Regions from separate parts of the Homo sapiens genome. Here region 2 is linked to region 1. Evidence: chromatin loops called from intact Hi-C (ENCODE). Cell type or tissue: OCI-LY7. All regions are shown on one strand. Each heading gives the region's core, and the rest is flanking DNA. Links, peaks and the distances in the headings are about the cores only. Region 1 overlaps LINC02334 (long intergenic non-protein coding RNA 2334). Region 2 overlaps TRPC4 (transient receptor potential cation channel subfamily C member 4).

Region 1 (5,382 bases), core at 290-5,289:
TTTAGCTTTTCAATGTGCTGCTGAATTCAGTTTGCTAATATTTTGTTGAGGATTTTTACATCTTTGTTCATCAGGAATATTGGCTTGTAGTTTTCTTTATTGTTGTTTGTCTGCCAAGTTTTGGTATCAGAAGGATGCTGGGCTCATAGAATGAATTAGAGAGGAATTCTTCCTCCTAAATGTTTTGGAATATTCACAGTAGGGATTATACCAGGTCTTCTTAATATGTCTGGTAGAATTCATCTGTGAATCCATCTGGTCCTGGGATTTTTCTGGTTGGTAGGCTTTTTATTACTGATTAAATTTCAGAACTCATTATTGGTCTGTTCAGGGTTTTAATTTCTTCTTGGTGCAATATTGGGAGGTTGTATGTTTTCAGGAATTTATCAGTTTCTTCTAGGTTTTCTATGTCGTGTGCATTTAGGTGTTCACAGTAGTTTCTAGGGGCTTTTTGTATTTTTGTAGGGTTAGTGGTAGTGTTCACCTTTGTCATTTCTGATTTTGTTTATTTGGATCTTCCCCCTTTTTTCTTTATTATTCTGACTAGGGGTCTATCTATCTAATCTATTCCTTCAAAGGATCAATTCTTATATTTGTTGAACTTTTGTACAGTTTTCTGCTTCTCAATATCCTTCCATTCAGCTTTGATTTTTGTTAATCCTTGTCTTCTGCTAGCTTTGAGGTTGCTTGCTCTGATTTCTCTAGTTCTTCTAAGTGTGCTGTGAGATTATTAATTGGAGGTCTTTCTAACTTTTTGATGTGGCATTTAGCAGTATAAACACCCCTCTTAATGCTGTTTTTACTGTGTCTCAGAGATTCTGGTATGTTGTATCTTTATTCTTCTTAACTTCAAAAAATTTCTTGATTTCTGCTTTGACTTTATTGTTTATACAAAGGTCATTCAAAAGCAGGGCTTTTAAAAATTTCCATGTAATTTTATGGTTTTGAGGGTTTTTTAAGTAATAATTTCTATTTTTATTGTGCTGTGGTTTGAGAGTGTGATTTGTATGATTTTGTTTTTGTTTGTTTGTTTTTGATTTCCTGAGGATTATTTTATGGCTAATTGTGTTTTCTCTTTTGCAGTGTGTGCTCTGTGCAGATGAGTAGAATATATATTCTGGTGTTGTTTGGTGGAGAGTTCTACAGATGTGTATTGAGTCCATTTGGTCAATGTTGAGTTTGAATCCTGGATATTTTTGTGAGTTTTCTGCCTCAGTGATCTGTGTAATATACTGTCTGTGGGGTGTTGAAGTCTACTACTATTATTGTCCAGTTATCTACATCTCTTCATAGGTCTCTAAGAACTTGCTTTATGAATCTGGATTCTCCTGTGTTGGATGCATATATATTTACAATAGTAACATCTTTCTGTTGTATTGAACCCTTTACTATTCTGTAATGTCTTCCTTTGTCTTTCTTGATCATTGTTGGTTTAAAGTCTGTTTTGACTGAAATTCGACTGTCAACCCCAGCTATTTTCTGTTTTCCATTGGCTTGGTAGATTTTTCTTCATCCCTTTACTTTAAGCCTATGGATCCATGTGAGATATGTCTGTTGAAGACAGCATACAGTTGGATCATGCTTTTTTTTTTTTTTTTTTTTTTTTTTTTTAGGCTGAAGCGCAGTGGCATGATCTCAGCTCACTGCAACCTCTGCCTCCTGGGTTCAACTGATCCGCCCGCCTCAGCCTCCCTAGTACCTGGGACTATAGATGAGCACCACCATGTCCAGGGCTAATTTTTGTATTTTAATAGAGATGGGGTTTCACCATGTTGGCCAGACTGGTCTTGAATTCTTGATTCACCTGTGTCAGCTTCCCAAAGTGCTGAGATTACAGGCATGAGTCACCTGCCTGGCCAGGGTCTTGCTCTTTATCCAACTTGCCACTCTGTGACTTTTCATTGGGGCACTTAGCCCCTTCACTTTCAAGGTTAATATTGGTATTTGCTGATTTGATCCTGTCATTGTGCTGTTAGCTGGTTATTATGCAGCTTTATTTGTGTGGTTGCTTTACAGTGTCAATGGTCTACGTTTTTAGTGTGCTTTTGCAGTGGTCAGTAACAGTCTTTCTGTTCTATATTTGGCACTTGCTTCAGGATCTCTTATAGAGCATGTCTGGTGGTACTGAATTCCCTTAGCATTTGCTTGTCTGAATAGGATCTTATTTCTCCTTCGCTAATGAAACTAAGTTTGGCTAGATATGAGATTCTTGGTTGAAATTTCTTTTCCTTAATAATGCTGAATACACACTCCTAATCTCTTCTGGCTTGTGGGATTTCTGCTGAATGATCTGCTGTTAGCCTAATGAGGTTTCCTTTGTAGGTGATCTGCCTCTTCTCTCTAGCTTCCTTTAACATTTTTTCTTTTGTTTTGGCCTTGAAGAATCTGACGACCATGTGGCTCGTGGATGGTCTTCTTATATAGAATCTCACAGGGATTTTCTGCATTTCCTGATTTTGAATGTTGTTCTCCATAGCGATGTTGGGGAAGTCTTCATAGATGATATCCTGAAATATGTTTTCCAAGTTGCTTGCTTTCTCCTCCTCTCTTTCAAGGATGCCAGTGAGTCATAGATTTGGTCTCTACATAATCCCATATTTCTCGGAGGTTTTGTTCATTCTTCTTTATTCTTATTTTTGTCTGACTGAGTTCAGAGATGTTGCCTGTGAGCTCTGAGATTCTTTCTTCAGCTTGGTCTATTCTGCTGTTAATACTTGCAATTACATTAAGGAATTCTTTAGTGTGTTTTTTAGCTCTATCAGATCAGTTTGGTTCTTTCTTATAATGGCCATTTTGTCTTTCAACTCCTGTATTGTTTTATTGTAATTGTTAGATTCCTTGGATTGGGTTTTGACTTTCTCCTGAATCTTGATGACCTTTATTCCTATCCATATTTTGAATTCTCTCTCTGTCATTTCCACCCTTTCTGCCTGGTTAAGAACCCTTCCTTGGGAACTAGTACAGTTATTTGGAGGAAAGAAAACACTGTAGTTTAGTTGTTAGAGCTCTTGCACCAGTTTTTTCTCATCTGTGTGGGCTGATGCTCCTTTAACTGTGGTGTAATTGAGTGCAGACTCCTTTTTTGAATGTTTTTTGAGGGCCGAGGTTTTGTGCAGGGTCTTTGTTGTTGAAATCTTGTCGTTGTTTTCACAGAGGGGGGTATATTAGCAAGCATTTTTGGAGTTGGAGTTTGGGCTATGATCCAGTAGATGGCACTGAAGTGTAATGGCCAGTAGGTGGGCTCTTGCTCCACCACGTGGCTCCTCTGTATTTCTTCATGATTGCAGCCATGCTCCCTCTCAGTGCTCTGAAAGTGTGGGCTCCCTTTCCCACTCCAGTGCTGGCTTAAGGTCTGGCCTTGGCACTCCTGGGCTGCACACTGCTGCTAGGGGCGAGCTAAGGCTTTATTTTCCCTCCCCAGCTTGAAGGCAACAGGGGAAGGGACCTTGGCAGTTGCTGTGGCAGAGGGCCTTTCACTTGTCTCTTGGGGCTCCACCCTAGAGAAATGCAGAGCCACTACTAATTGGAGAGATGGGCTTGGGATTGGGGCAGCTACATTGTGAACCCATGCCTGGAGGCCCTGCCTGGTGATGCGCAAGGGTGGCAGGGGTCTCACAGAGGAGACAGACTGGCCTCCTCTCCTTAGGGCAGCTGTCACTTCCTGGACATGTGGGTTAAGCACTCAAGGTCTCTGCCCCTTCCCCAGTCCAAGGGCAGCAAGGCAGTACCGCTGCAGTGGCAGTGGGAGAGGTGCTTTCCGTTGTCCCTGGGAGCCCTACTTCAGAGAAACGCAAGCCATTGCTACTGAGAATGTTCAGCCAGTGGGTGGGGTGGCTACGCTGCTAGCCCAAGCTGGAGGCTTCACTTGATGAAAAGTAGGAGGTCAAGGGCTCACCAGGAGGAACAACTGGGCTCCTCTCCATATCATGACTGTGTTGTGCTAGGAGTGTGAGTGAAGACCTCAGGCTGTTTGTTCTTTCCCCAGTCTGAGTGCAGTAAGGGCAGAACTGCTGCCATGACAGTGACAGAGGGGATGTCAATTGCTTCTGGGAGGCCCACCTCAGGAAAATATAGAGCCAATAGCAGTGGGAATTCTCATCCGGGGGTAGGACAGCTGCTCTGCTGTCCCCAACTAGGGGCCTTGCCTGGTGAACAGTGGTGAGTGGGGGCTTACGGGGAAGAGAGACTGGGCTCTTCTCCATATGGTGGCGATGGTGTGCTGGAGGGGCCAGTGTAAGGACCAAGTCCTTCGTTCTTTCCCCAGCCTGAAGGTAGTAAGGGCCATACCACTGCAGCTGCAATAGCAGAAGGCTTATGGATTGTCTTTTGGATTTTTCTCCTCAGAGAAACACAGAGCCATCACTGACAAAGCGTTCATGTGGGGGCGGGTTGGTTGTGCTGGGGGCCAAGGTCAAGAGGTGCTGCCCAGTGAAGAGTAGCAGGGGTGAGGACCCATGTGGAAAAGAGTCTGGCTGCTTTTCTGCAAGTCTGTACACTGTGCTGGGGGTCTATGTTAGTCCCCAATCACTGTGCTCACTCCCAAGACTGAGGGCAACAGGAGTGAGGGCTGTGGAGCAGCAAAAACAGCAGCCTGCCCATCCCCTCCAGGAGTTCCATGCCAGGGAAGTACAGATCTGTTCCTCAAGAGCCCAGGTGGGACTTTTGTGACCATGCTAGGATCCCAGGCCAGTCTGGCAACGGGCTGTGTAGAAGAGCCCCACAGTCCACCCACTGCTTAGCCCCATGGATTGTGTTCCTATTCTGAGGACATGCAAGAGAGCCTGTCCTCCCCCATTGCCGCAGCTGCAGCCATTGGTACCAGGGTGCCTGGGGATGAAAAGCTCCAAGGATTTCATGAGTGCCTGAGTGGCAGTTCTGCCCACACTCCATGTAGCTGTCTATGTCAGTCCAGAGGCCCTGGTGGGGCACGGGTGTCATGGGGGATCGCCTGGGCCCAGGGTTGCAAAGGTCTGTGGCAGAAATGTGACTCCCTGGGGACTCTCACTTACTAACCATGGTGAGGGCCATCTCCCGGCTCTATGCCACTTCTGGGTGAATGATTGTCCTGTCTCATTCTTCTGTTTTCTGTGTATTGTTTCCTTGATGAATCCCAATGTGTCCACCTGGATGGTCCACTCACCACTCTTTCTTCTCTTTGTGAGAGCAGCACACACCAGCTGCTTCTAGTCAGTCACCTTGAAAGGAGCTCATCTTTATTTATTTTTTTATATGCCTACGGTGGAAGATGTGGAAGATACATTAAAGATTATCTGAATTGTACTATCTTCCCTCAAAGATTGTTAATTATTCTCTGGCAAGTCCTTAAATTCAGGCACATCTTTTATTTATTTATGTATTTATTTTTTTAGACAAGGTCTTGTT
Region 2 (5,382 bases), core at 193-5,192, 390 kb after region 1:
ATACAGACTGTTAGGATTTAGTCTTCAACCCAAGTTTTATACTAAATGTCACTTAATTAAATTGTAGCATTATCTTGGAGAGTTTTCAGTTCATATCTTACCACAGAACAAGAAAAATATTAGTCACGTAAAGGCATTCTGAGATGTGATACTTTAAGTAATGATCCTTCAATGTATGGGCAATGTTGGTCTCAATAGATTTGGGAATTACTAATGACAAAAACATTTCTGAAAGCAGTGGCTTTGAAATGTTAACTTAGACTGATTTTTTAAAAATCCACCTGTTATCTGAACAATTCATTGAGAAACACTAAGGCCAGGGTCTTAATTCCTCTGAGAAATAAATATATTTTAGTTAAGTGGAACTAGTCTTTAAATCTCACCACTGACTTATTCCACTAAAAGAAGGAAAATAAAAGAAAGAAATAATCTATAAGTAATCATGAAATGTCACTTTATTTAGAATTTTCCCCTTTAAATTTTTTTAAACATCAATAAATATTTTGCAAAAGTATTTATTAATGTTTCCTAAAATTAGTAGTTACTATGTAGACAGGAGCAAATGTGTACTATTCAAAATAATAAGTGGTTTATTCTGCATCATTGTTTTTATTTGAAAAAGAACCTGTAATGGGGTTTATGTGGTAACATTTTACACTATATATTGTATAACTTATAATATTTAACTTACAACTTTCCTTAAATTGCTATTCATGTCAGGAAAACCAGCTGATTTTTATGTGTATACTCACAGTGAGAACATAAACTATTTGGAAAGAAAGAATACAATTCTTTCACATTAAATCCAAAGGACACTATGATTAATTTTAGAAGTTGTCTTTAAAGTTACTAAAAATAAAGAATTCATGGCCATGGGCCAAATTTACTTTTTCCTGAGAAATTTTCAAAGAGTAGCTTTAGTGGCCTTTGTCTAGGGCCAATGAGTCAGATTGAATTCTCTCTATTATTGTTGGAATCTGGCACCTGGGTTTTCCTCTAAGAATATGTGATCACCTCCTCGTAGAATGCACAGCATTCCATTTAAGAATCACAGTCTGGCTAAAGTTGATCAGATCAGTGCCCTTTCTCCTTCACAATAATCTGTTGTTCCGTCATTTTACAGGTCTAGAAAATAAATAGTTAAATTTTCTGTCTTAAAATTAGTTGCTCAATTAAAAATATGAAATTTTTTACCTTTTTAAAAAAGCAATTTCCATCCTGAATGCCAATTAGGCATATTTAGCTGGAATCTCCTGGTTATATGCACTAGAATTCACAGCTTATTTCAAGTAACAGGCATTTAGTTATAAAAAAACATGCAAAGAATTATAGCCCTTCAGTCTTCTGAGTAAGGGTTTATCTTTGCAAGGGCAGAACCTAGAGCAAGCCCCAGCTTTGGGAAGAGCCGGAGTTGACGTAGTGCTGGGCCATGGGATTGTTACTCTGTGTGTCAGCATTAAAATGAGTCAGCTACTTCATCCTTATTCCGAGTTTACTTATTGCCTGGCTTATTCATCCTCAATTCTCTGCTTCTTAGTTTGTGCTGTCTCAAACCTTTGGCATCCCGTCATTCCAGTGACTCTGACTCCACATCATAACCCCTGTCATCCCAACCCCTTTGGGCAATTATCTTGATATTTTTAAGGCAAACTTCTCTAGAGGGGAATTCTGATCTTTTTTGCCTTAATGCATGCCACAGGCCACTGGCCTTATATGAATTTTCTCTCCTTGGGTCACTTGACCATGATTGACTTAGTCCATGGAGGTATTGGGTGAGAAGCTCCAGAGTCTTACACAAGGACTACCTTTCCATAAAAGGGCATACAGGGGACAATGCCACTGGGGCTGGGAGTTGCCAGAAGCCATAATTGACTTGGTTCTGCAACACCATTCCAATCTAATGCTAATCTCCCAATAGACAGAAATCCTACCTCCTTAGTCATCATGCCGTGTATGAGAAGGTTTTCATTTTATTTTTGTAATTTAAATATAGTCTCATTTTAACGATTTACCAAGAAGTATGAAATCTCTATCATCGTTTTATTACACTATATTAATGTATTATTATGGTCCCTTTGAAACAAACAATTCTCCATTTGAGTTCAGATAGTCCTCAGCTTATTTCATTTTTTGGAGTAAGTTAAAGGGACATTATTTTCAATAAAATAGCCAGAGTTCATTCATTGGCTAGAATAAATAAAATGTTCCTTGAAATACCAAAAAAACCAAAAACCCATCAAATTTTATTACGTAAGCATTCTGAGACTCTTTACCATCTTACAAGATGCATTATGTCCAATTTTAGTTGTAAACATAGAAATCTGTAGTAATTATAATGTTCTCAATTCTCCTACAACCAAAGCAAAATCAGTAAAAGAGCAAACTTTTTAAAGCCTAAAATTTGGGATCTATCATTTATTAGTGATGACTTAGTGCCCTAGGACAGAGATTGACAAATGTTCTATGAAAAGGAGCAGATAGTAAATATTTTAGGTTTTCTGAGCCATATGTTCTCTGCTATAACTACTTTCTTCTGCCATTGTAGCACAAAAGAAGCTATAGAAAATGCATAAATGAATGAGAATGGATGTGTTTCAATAAAATTTTATTTATGGATATAGAGATGTGAATTTTACATAATTTTCATGTCATAAAATATCACTCTTTTGATTTTTTTCCCAACCATTTTAGAAAGTGAAAACCATTCTTAACTCAGTACCCATGCCACATTTGCCTCTCTCTGCCCTAGGAAACTAAATTTAGCTTTCAAAGCTCTTGGGAAATTTAAGTACACCATTTCTACTAGTTTGAGGAAAACAGTTTTATTTCACTCTTTTTATCGTTTAATTTTATAATTGTCCTAAAAGGTTATTTTACTGTTGATATTAATGTTTAAGTTAATTATATATATATATATATATAATCATGCCAAGCTTTATTGTTTTATCCCATGTATAATGATTCCATTAATATAGCTATTAGTATCATTTTATCTTTATTACAGGTTATTTGAGACACTGCAGTCCCTGTTTTGGTCAATATTTGGGCTCATCAATTTATATGTGACCAATGTCAAAGCACAGCATGAATTTACTGAGTTTGTTGGTGCCACCATGTTTGGGACATACAATGTCATCTCTCTGGTTGTTCTACTCAACATGTTAATAGCTATGATGAATAATTCTTACCAACTGATTGCTGTAAGTTGACCAGCTTTATTTTAATTCAATGTTTCCTCTAGAATGTGTTGTTCTTAGCTATACTCCATCTTCTTATCATCGTAAATAAAATCTATAATTAGCTATTGATTAGACAGATAAGAATTATAAATGGTTAATTTGAAATTTCTGAGCAGTAGCACACTATATGTAGCTATAAATTAATCTGATTTTGTCATGTTACACATGATTACAAAGATAAACCAAATCCATTTTGCCAGGCAGCCATTGGCTATGGGAAGTAGTAGCTGAGGTCTGACTAATAAACAAGCAGCTCATCTCTGCGCCGTGTACAATAGGTTTTGCCTCCTGTCGGTCCATTTAACCTACCACTCTCATATAAGCGAAGTCATCCCTACAGGGGAAGATACAAAAGATAACCCAGAGAGGAGTCTGGGAAGGGGAGAAGCCACAGGATTTTCAATTTCTTAAAGCTCAGGGAAAGCAATGTATTAAGAGAAGTAATATTAACTTCTGTAGGATAATACACGATACAATACATGTTTTTTTGAAACTCTGGAATCTAAACAACGTAGCACAAGTTATTTATTTATTCATTCAATACATAATTACTGGGTACATACTGTGTTTTCCAGTACTGTTCTGGGCACCAGAAATACAGCAATGCACAAGAAAGACAAAGTTGAACTTATCTGCTTGAACTTATATACTAGTGATATACGTCTAGGACCACTAGCAATAGCAGCAAAACAGAACTCTTAGTGGAATGAAATATAGTTAAGTCTTTCATATTTATACCTTAGACAAGTAGCATTTTATAATCGTAATTATAGTTTTCCCATTTTCTTCATAAATAATTACATTCCATTACACCTTTGAATCTATGGTTAAATCTCTGAAGTGTTATTACTGTTTTTTTGTCAAGCAAAACTCTGAATTTTACTTCAACCATCCTTAGGGAGGCAATTTTTCTCATAAGACACTCATCACTGATGAAAAACTGCATAGAACATGAGAATAGATGGTTTTTATTTATTGATTCACAGACTAAAGTATTCCAAATGCATAAAAAATTCCTCTGGAAATAGGTAGGTCCTAGGATTTGGAGGTTAATACCCGAATTTGTGGATACTTTGAATTTCATTTAAGCATCTTACGATCTGAAATTTTTATAAATAGACTCTAAATTTTTGTGTCAGAAGTTCTATATTCTCCTAATCAACATATTTCCAAAATGTGCGTTCTGTTTTCCAGAACGTCAGCAACAACAACAAATTAGAAGGCCTTTAATTATCAAGCTAGATACAAGGAAGCTGCCAGCAATTTGGATCTTTTAAAACATTAAATGTCCCAATTTCATCAAGGAGAAAACACTATTTAAGAATATTATGACATTTTCTTATTGCTTCTTTGTGAGGTGTGCTTTTCTAGGTAACTTCATTACAGAGATAAGAATCATCTTCAACTCTCTATTTAGACTTAGCCCAAACCCTAAGACTATGGAGAACCAAAGAGTCACTGAGAACCTGAGACAGGTGTGATTCCCAGGACTCCATGCATGAAGTCTCCTTGGGGGCACGAACATGCCAAGCATTTGCTTACACCTGTCCCAGAATAGCAGAATTTTCTCTTTTTCTTTCTTCCTTCCTTCCTTCCTTTCTTTTTCTTTCTTTCTTCTTTCTTCTTTCTTTCTTTCTTCCTCTTTCTTTCTTTTTCTTGTTAACTGTAACTCAGAGCCATCGGTAAACCATGAAAAAGAGGAAAATTTAACTGTTGAAAGGCAGAAGCACTTATGTAGGCCCCAACTAAAGACTGCTTTCCATTCACTCATTTGTTAATTGATTGAATATTTATTGTGCACCTACTATATGCCATAAACATGCTTAATTTTCGGGATACAAAGAATTAAAAAGTCCCTGTTTTCAACAAAAAAATGATATAGTAGAGATAAAAAGCAATAAATAATTTCAATATTGAGAAAAGAAATTTGAGGATGTCATGAAAGTATGGAAGAGGGGACCTTGACTGGGGTTGGAGATAGGAGGCAGCTCAGGACTGATGGGAGGCAGAACAGGCTTCTAAGGAGAGAGGATTCTTAAGCCAAGTTTCAAATGTTGACTAGGAGTTAGAAGGTGAGTAGTGGAAGGTGGATCTAGTCATCACCAGCTTAGAGCTTTTTATCTCCAGATTTTCTAAGCACCAT

The links. A loop is a pair of places that touch in the nucleus more often than their neighbours do. Peaks named below come from ENCODE experiments on the same cell type or tissue, not always from the same donor. Only the 100,000 strongest peaks of a DNase experiment are listed, where the experiment ranks them.
Region 2: a loop joins it to region 1, with 2.2 times the contacts of the local background. A loop is called at or near these places in 12 of 110 quality-filtered maps.

What each region holds. Positions count from the first base shown.
Region 1 is chr13:38,043,802-38,049,183 of GRCh38, reverse strand. The region is part of intron 3 of LINC02334 (long intergenic non-protein coding RNA 2334); the gene reads right to left. Among named protein-coding and RNA genes, the nearest start is that of LINC00571, 97 kb to the left of the region's middle. In OCI-LY7, for the core only: CTCF peaks have their summits at 3,006 and 3,209 (motif pointing right); a DNase peak (open chromatin) is centred at 3,243.
Region 2 is chr13:37,652,906-37,658,287 of GRCh38, reverse strand. It overlaps TRPC4 (transient receptor potential cation channel subfamily C member 4), which reads left to right. Exons shown (of 11, transcript NM_016179.4): 7 at 3,005-3,200. Among named protein-coding and RNA genes, the nearest start is that of POSTN, 57 kb to the right of the region's middle. In OCI-LY7, for the core only: no CTCF peak of the experiment used is centred there; no DNase peak of the experiment used is centred there.